2 separate regions of the Homo sapiens genome follow, and region 1 is linked to region 2. Evidence: read pairs that join two places in POLR2A ChIA-PET (ENCODE). Cell type or tissue: OCI-LY7. All regions are shown on one strand. Links, peaks and the distances in the headings refer to the core of each region. The heading gives the core; the rest is flanking DNA.

What was found. Peaks named below come from ENCODE experiments on the same cell type or tissue, not always from the same donor. Only the 100,000 strongest peaks of a DNase experiment are listed, where the experiment ranks them.
Region 1: POLR2A ChIA-PET joins it to region 2 with 7 read pairs; 7 of 35 experiments call an interaction of 5 or more read pairs at or near these places.

What each region holds. Positions count from the first base shown.
Region 1 is chr3:133,498,837-133,503,227 of GRCh38, reverse strand. No RefSeq gene overlaps it. Among named protein-coding and RNA genes, the nearest start is that of BFSP2-AS1, 9.9 kb to the right of the region's middle. In OCI-LY7, for the core only: no CTCF peak of the experiment used is centred there; no DNase peak of the experiment used is centred there.
Region 2 is chr3:133,440,100-133,444,490 of GRCh38, reverse strand. All of the region lies in intron 1 of BFSP2 (beaded filament structural protein 2), which reads right to left. All of the region lies in intron 2 of BFSP2-AS1 (BFSP2 antisense RNA 1), which reads left to right. Among named protein-coding and RNA genes, the nearest start is that of BFSP2, 42 kb to the right of the region's middle. RefSeq lists an enhancer at 2,254-2,533. In OCI-LY7, for the core only: CTCF peaks have their summits at 157 and 356 (motif pointing left); DNase peaks (open chromatin) are centred at 310, 940 and 2,327; H3K4me3 peaks cover 792 bases; H3K27ac peaks cover 1,008 bases.

The DNA.
Region 1 (4,391 bases), core at 143-4,142, 59 kb before region 2:
CACACATATACTGTATTGCAAGGTAAGAGTCAAGATTTGCAGGACTAAAGAAGATGGAACAGAAGACTTCAAAGAGATTATGAGTTCGTGGGGGGCTCCTCTGGACTATGAGCCTAGTCATCCAGGGTCTACTAAAGGACACTTACCGTCCTCTAGAATTAGGAGTTGGGTTTGTTGGTGGAAAAGTTGCAAAGCTCTGGAGCAAGTAAACTAGGGCACCAGGAAAATAACTCCCTGGCCCATATTGGCCTGTCGGTGCCTGAGACCTCTTTGAACTAAAAACCTTCTTCTTTACTAGAAAGTGATCTTCTGAGGGGATTTCACAAAGAATATCATTTATTTGTAACTTAGTAGGAGTGTATCAAAACACACTATGCTGGATTGTTCTATTGTCAACTTGGTTGAACTGGGAACTACATTTCCAGAATCCTCTTCCTTCCTTCCTTCCTTTCTCTCTCTCTCTCTTTTCTTTCTTTTTCTTTCTTTCTTTTCTTTCTTTCTTTTTCTTTCTTTTCTTTCTTTCTTTTTTTCCTTCGTTCCTTCCTTCCTTCCTTCCTTCCTTCCTTCCTTCCTTCCTTCCTTCCTTCCTTTCCTTCCTTCCTTCCTTCTTTCTTTCTTTCTTTTATTTATTTATTTTTTTTGAGACAGAGTCTCGCTCTGTCACCCAGGCTGGAGTGCAATGGCACAATCTTGGCTCACTGCAAGCTCCGCCTCCCGGGTTCACGCCATTCTCCTGCCTCAGCCTCCCGAGTAGCTGGGACTACAGGCGCCCGCCACCACACCCGGCTAATTTTTTGCATTTCTAGTAGAGACAGGGTTTCACTGTGTTAGCCAGGATGGTCTCGATCTCCTGACCTCGTGATCTGCTCGACTCGGCCTCCCAAAGTGCTGGGATTACAGACGTGAGCCACTGTGCCCGGCCTCTTTCTTTCTTCCTTCCTTCCTTCCTTCCTTCCCTTCCCTTCCCTTCCCTTCCCTTCCCTTCCTTCCTTCCTTCCTTCCTTCCTTCCTTCCTTCCTTCCTTCCTTCCTTCCTTCCTTCCTTTCTTTCTTTCTTTCTTTCTTTCTTTCTTTCTTTCTTTCTTTCTTTCTTTCTTTCACAGAGTCTTGCTCTTATTTCCAGGTTGGAGTGCAATGGCACGATCTCAGCTCACTGCAACCTCCACCTCCCCGGTTCAAGCGACTCTCCTGCCTCAGCCTCCTGAGAAGCTGGGATTACAGGTGCCCACCACCATGCCCAGCTAATTTTTGTATTATATATATATATTTTAAGTAGAGATGGGGTTTCACTATGTTGGTCAGGCTGATCTCAAACTGCTGACCTCAGGTGATCTGCCCACTTCAGCCTCCCAAAGTGCTGGGATTACAAGCATGAGCCACTGCACCCGGCCCAGAATCCTCTTTCTTAGTGGTCTCAGATTAGAGTTCGCTAAAAGAGTAATTTGCACAAAATTTGGGAGGTGGAGGAGAAGCTGCAGCCACTCCTCTCAGAAGGTCATTGTGGTTAGGTGCAGTGGCAGATGCAGAAGTGCCCAGTGGGTTCCAGCTTGTCCTTGCCCTCCACACTCTGTGACCAGCTTTCCTATCAAGTGCTGGCCCCGATGACCAGCAGCAGCCCCAGCCTTATCAGCTGATGCTTGGTGTGGACCCATAGCCAATGCAGGCAGGTGCTTTTTGTAGACTTCTCTAACAGCTTCTTGAATTTGACAGTGGGATCTACTTCTCAGATCCAGATGGATGACTCTCTGATCTCACTTCTTTCCAACCTTCACTTCCCAGCTCCCCCCATCATTGTGTAAGGTCTAATTCCAAATCCCTCATCCTAGAGCTCTTTGTTTTTTTATTTTTTTAGACGGAGTTTCACTCCTGTTGTCCAGGCTGGTGTGCAATGGCATGATCTCAGCTCACTGCAACCTCCGCCTCCCAGGTTCAAGTGATTCTCCTGCCTCAGCCTCCTGAGTAGCTGGGATTACAGGCGTCTGCCAACACACCCAGCTAATTTTTTGTATTTTTAGTAGAGAGAGAGTTTCACCACGTTAGCCAGGCTGGTTTCGAGCTCCTGACCTCAGGTGATCCGCCCACCTCAGCCTGCCAAAGTGCTGGGATTATAGGCATGAGCCACAGCGCCTGGCCCCTTATCCCAGAGCTCTTTGTAGTTCTGCTTCTCTGATCGAACTTGGATTGATAGACATAATTTCCTTTTGATGCTTCACTCAACCCAGAGGAAAGAGAAGATTTGATAGAAAATAAAAAGAGGTAATTTTAAAGCTGTGGCAGTGTTTGAGAAGGTGAGCCTGGCTAGGACACGGCAGTGGGAAGTTGTATGCCCAGAGAGCAGTGAGGACCAACAGGTGGTGGCAATATCGAAATGGCATGGAGAAGCGAAAGAATATCAAAGGAAAAATGGTGTCTGCTTCCTGCCTCCACCAGGACCTGCCTCTGAGGACAGCTCTCATTCTCTTCTCGCTGTCAAGATGGTTCGTTGAACAATGACATGTCACAGTTGATGCTTTCAGCCCCAAGAGAGAAACAGAGTCAGAGAAAAAGTACAAAGGCAGGAGCAGTGGAAAATAAAACACCAGGCAAGAAGAAAATCACACATGGACTTATTAATCTAGACAGGACTTTAGAGAATTTCTCTTGTCACATGACTATAGAACCTCATCTTGTTTTATCGTCTTCCTATTTGGGACCATAGAAGAAAGAGTAATAAATAAAGAAATCTCTCCTTTTTTTTTTTTTGTTAAAACAATTACCAAGAATATTGCCTATTCCATTGTGCATGATCCTATATATAAGGATTCATGTAAAAATTGTCCTTTCAGAGTTCAAAGGTGGGAAGAAATGAGTCTTCCAACACTTTGGAACACAGTCATTTATAAGGCAAAAAGAAGTATGACATCTCTTTCATTTTATTCTCTGCCCTAGCTACCAGGAAACCTAGAGATATGTTTTCTGCTCAGATGAAGGAATATTCTTTAGCTCAAGCTGATATTATCATTCCGTACTCCATTCCTTTGAGAGTCTCAAACATCCTTGGACAAGTCTCTTTGTGGCTGCCTAAGGCAACTTTGTCTTTAATGAATTAGCTAAAGGTCCTGCCGCTTGCCTTCCCTTTTTGTTTTAGAGACACCCTAGAGAGGAAATATTTTATTTCTGATACTTGACATCATTCCTTTCCATTTCACCCAAGAAATCAAAAGGTTTTTGACCAAGAAGAAAATAAATGAGAAGGCAGAGGCCACGTTTCCAATTTGAACATAAATAAAATTATGCTTGCACATGGGCACAAAAAATGAGATTATTTTTGGTATGAGATACAACTAAGATATGGATCACCTTCAGGATTTTTTTTTGCGTTGAACTGTTAGAAAAAGCCTCGTAGTTTGTTTCTAAACAGTCAATAAAGAGCTTTCACAGTCATATGATGAATTTTCTTATAGGTTACCATAGAGACTATGAAAGTATAAAAACGGCTTTCCAATTGAATCATATATGGGTGATCTTATTCTTTTCCAATTTTTTGAAAATGTAGTTATATTGTTTGTAATCAAAATTAAATTTATAAAGAAAACATTGTTGTGACAACAAACTGAATTACCACTTGTAAGGTTGAAGTCCATAAATTTAATCTTAACAGTTCTGTCCTCAGGCTACAGAAAAGTGGGTTAAAATCAACATGTAGAATTTAACCTGAAGCCCTGAATAGAATTCAAACTGGTTCCAGATACCGTGAACACAATGTCAAGGAGAATTCACTCTTCACTTTGTTAGAGAGATGAAAGACTTAGATAACACCGCCCAGTTTAACTGTCAGTAAAATGGCAGGAAATGTGTAGTAACTATGTAAACATATTATAGCAAACCCAAATACCTGCCACAGCACACACACTATGTACACACACCAGCATACACACACAGTATAAGCACCATGAAAACGAGGACTTTTTCTATTTTGTGGTATCACCAGAGCCCAAAAACTGTCTTACAGTAGTAGGTACTCAAATATATGTTGAATAAATGATTAGAACGCAAAAGGCATACAAAGATACCAGTACAGAAGAACATAACTCTCTAACAAGGGCACGTTTTCCACAAATGCTTTGCACTATAAGAACACATAGAACAGGCCGGGCACGGTGGCTCATGCCTGTAATCCCAGCACTTTGGGAGGGCGAGGCAGGTGGGTCACCTGAGGTCAGGAGTCCGAGACCAGCTTGGCCAACATGGCGAAACCCTGTCTCTACTCAAAAATACAAAAATTAGCTGGGCGTGGTGGCAGGTGCCTGTAATCCTGGCTACTCAGGAGGCTGAGGCAGGAGAATTGCTTGAACGCAGGAGATGGAGGTTGCAGTGAGCTGAGATTGTGCCACTGCACTCCAGCCTGGGTGA
Region 2 (4,391 bases), core at 120-4,119:
TTTCTTATTCTGGAAACTGGCTCCTCCATTCACAAGCATGGGTCAGTTGCTTAGAGTAAGTAATTCTAAGATTTGGTTTCCTCCCCCATAAAATGAAGATAATAATACTCCCTTCCTCCTGGGAGAATTAAATGAGCCAAGGTGTGTGAGACTCAGCGTATGTGTGACTCAGCAGATTGCCTGGCACAGAGTAAATATTGCATGAACGGTAGCCATTATCATCATTGTTATTTGTCTTTGTACAAAGCAGTTGTTCAATGAATGTCGAATGAATTTGATGGGTTTGTGCAGTCTGGCACTGATCCTGCTTTACTTTTCTGAAGTGCACAGGCAGTTGAATGAAGACTTCCATCTAGTGGCTTGATATATATATATGTATATATATACATATATATTTTTTTCCTTTGTTTTTCCTGTCCATAGTCATCTGAAAAGTCCTAGTCATTTGTACCATGATGGTGAGGACTTTATCTCTTTCTATAATACTACTCCTGTTTTCACTGCGGATGTAGTTATTAAAATAAATGAGCTGGTGGTGGTGGATGAGAGATTTGACCATCATTGTGTTAAAGGAAAGGCAAATACAAGCAGCGTTTTAAAAAAGGTTATCATTTGGGCCCAAGGGTACAATGAATGGTTTGTTTGGAGTAAAGATATTGGCATTCTGGCAGCTAGAGCTGCAGGTGTGGGGAGGAGGTGGGTAAGACTGAGCTCCTGGGAAATTAAACTCAGCTGGTGCAGTGGCAAGATGCAAGATTCCCTTGGAAACCCTTCCCACATTTATTTGACTTTCAAGTTTAGGATGGATGTTCAGCATAACTTGCTTCTAGCAATAAAGGAATGAGAAATAATTCTCAGTCCCTAGCACCCCAGTGATACTGCTCTTAATAACAAGGCCACCGTATTACCAAGCCCGGCAGATGCTTCTCTGTGCTCATATTGACCTGCTGGTTGCATTTGTCACAGATGTACTTTTCTGTCTCGGCTTCCATGACACCACTCTCTCTGGACTTCCTCCTACTTCATTGACCATTCTTTCTTATTATTCTCTGCTTCACCAGGTTTTTCTTCCTTATCTGACCTCTAAATGTTAAAGTTTTTCAAGATTGGGTCTTGGTGCTTCTTTTTTTTAATCACTAAATGGTCTGATCTATCCACACAGATTTAAATGGCATTGTATGTGCTAATGACTTTCACATTTAAATGTCTATCTCAGAACTTTCTGCTCAGCTCCACACTTGCATACTCACCCTCTCTTTGAGGTCTTCACTTGGCTATTTCTCAGACATCTCAAACTTAACATGTCCCCGAATGAAAATCTAGATAATTTTGGCCGGGTGCGGTGGCTCACGCCTGGAATCCCAGCACTTTGGGAGGCTGAGGTGGGTGGATTACCTGAGGTCAGTTGTTCCAGACCAGCCTGGCCAACATAGTGAAACCCCTGCCTCTACTAAAAATACAAAAAATTAGCTGGGCGTGGTTGCACGCACCTGTAATTCCAGCTATTTAGGAGGCTGAGGCAGGATCATGGCTTGAACCCAGGAGGCAGAGGTAGCAGTGAGCTGAGATCGCACCACTGCACTCCAGCCTGGGCAACAAGAGTGAAAATCCATTAAAAAAAAAAAAAAGAAAATCTAGATAATTTCCCCACAAATCTTCCCTTTCCCCACCACCCCTTGATCCTCTTCATCTCAGTAAACAACCCCAATGTCTACCCGGAAACCAAGGGATCATCTTGATCTCTCACTTTCTGTCATCTCCCACATCTCATTTATCACTGAGTCTAGTCAATTCTACCCCCACAATGTATCTCAAATCCATTTATTTCTCTCTACCTCTCTTGACATCACCCTAGTGCAAGTCCCCATCATGCTCTCCTATCCCATTATAATATCCCATTGTAATATCCTTCCAACTCCCTGATCTGTACCTCCCTCCTCCAATGCATTCTGCATCCTGCTTCCAGAGTGGGCTTTTTAAACTCTTAAAATCATATCATGTCACTCTGATTAAACTAAATTAAAACTCTTCAGAGGGGCTAGGTGTGGTGGTTCACGCCTATAAGCCCAGCACTTTGGGAGGACAGGGTGGGTGGATTGCTTGAGCCTAGAAGTTTGAGACCAGCCTGGGCAACATAGCAAAACCCTATCTCTCCAAAAAACAAAACAAAACAAAAAAACAGAATTTATCCAGGTGTCATGATGTGCACCCACAGTCCAGCTACTTGGGAGACTGATGTGGGAGGATCTCTTGAGGCCAGGAGGTCGAGGCTGCAGTGAGCTATGATTGCACCACTGCACTCCAGCCTGAGAGACAGAGTGAAAGTGAAAGCCCATCTCAGAACAAAAACAACACACAAAACAAAACAAAACTCTATAGAAGTGTCTCTTATACTTAGAGTAAAACCCAGTCTTCTGAAGTGGCCTTCAAGGCCCTGCATGCTTGTTACTCTTCCATTGCTCCAAAGGCTCCAGCCATGTGGGTCTTGGTCTTTCTGGACCATACCAGTCCCTCTCCTGCTCAAGGCCCTAGCACTTGCCGACTCCCCTGCCTGGCCCACTCCTCCCTTCCCCTTTGCATGAATAGCTCCCTCATTCTGGTCACCTTACTGCGAGCAGTGCTTCCCTTTACTCTGCCCCTTTCTGCTTTGTTAGTTTTCTTTAAAACACTTACCAAAGCTTGTATTATCAATTTTATGGTTTTTAAATTATTTTATCTGTATTTTCTGCTAGAATATAACCTCCTGGAAGTCAGGCACTGCCTTTCTGTCCTGTTTGTTGTTCCATCCCTAGCACAGTGTCTGGTACAGCAGGTATTAGTTGAATTAATGAGCCCAGCAGTAGTGCTACCTCTTTATGGAGAACCCAAGCAGGGAAGACCCAGTGCCTACCCTCAGGGAACAGCCAGGTTCTTACCTAGCTCCAACCTGAGAATCACCTTAAACATCTCTCTCTTCCTCATCCCCCAAGTCAAAAACCAACAATTCCCCAAGTAGATGTGCCCAAATCCATTCCCACTCCATTATCCAGCTTGGTTCAAGTCCTAATCATCTCTTTTCTGGTTTAACCTGATAGTTGTTACCTGGGGACAAAAACTAAGAAGCCCAAGCACAGTGAGTTAAGATTGCATCTGAGGCCGAGTGCAGGGGCTCACACCAGTGGCTCAGGGGATTACGAAGTATAATCCTAGCACTTTGGGAGGCCCAGGCAGACGGATCACCTGAGGTCAGGAGTTCGAGACCAGCCTGGCCAACATGGCAAAACCCAGTCTCTACTAAAAATACAAAAATTAGCCCGGCGTGGGTGTGCCTGTAATCCCAGCTACTCAGGAGGTTGAGGCAGGAGAATTGCTTGAACCTGGGAGGCGGAGGTTGCAGTGAGCCGAGATGGCGCCATTGCACTCTAGCCTGGGCAACAAGAGCAAAACTCCCTCAAAAAAAAAAAAAAAAAAAGATTGCATCTGAAAGTGAATTTAGGGGAAATGTCTTCAAGTAATGGAGAAGTCTAGCCATCTCTTGAGACAGTTCACTCACAAGCACAGTCACAGCCACTGGGTGTCCAAGGAGAATGAGAGACATCTGAGGGCTAAGGTTGGATTTCACTCTGGAAGCCACAATACACTTCTGAGCCTGTACTGTAAATAAACCCTGACTTCATCAGACTATGCTGTGGCTGGGAAGGAACGTCATTGTAGAGGGGCCAGATGAGCATGCAGTGAGAAGCTAGAACTGCTGGCCGGGGTTTATTTGCCATTGTTGGGCAAACAGGATCACCTTGGCCCCTAGAAGTCTGTCATGCTGAGGACAAAGTGTTTTAGGCTCCTCTTTCCCTGGAAGCCTCTCTGTCCCCCCAAGTTCTGATTCTGGGCCCACCTAGACTTCCACCTCCAGCAACCTCAGAAATACGAGGGCTTGCTTTGGATAGTAGGCATCAGTGCTGGTCACTAAAGAGGTTTAACCCCTACCATATATAGGGTTTAAACCCTACCATTTATAACACAGTCCTGGTTGTTTATGTCAGATGAGTTTGTTGTGAGACAGCCCTTTAGGGCTTAATTTTCTCCAGATGCCCCAACAAAATCAAATTTTGAGCCCCAGGCACATCCAGATACAGTGATTCTGACGGGGATCTATTTAGACAGCCAGCATCTCCTGCTGATATGGTTGGTTGTATCCCCACCCAAATCTCATCTTGAATTGTAGCTCCCATAATCCCCACGTGTTGTGGGAGGGACCTGGTGGGAGATAATTGAATCATTGAATCATGGGGGTAGGTTTTCCCGTGCTATTCTCATGATAGTAAGATAGTAAGTCTCACACAATCTGATGGCTTTATAAAGGGAAGTTCCCCTGCACATGGTCTCTTGCCTGCCACCATGTAAGATGTGCCTTT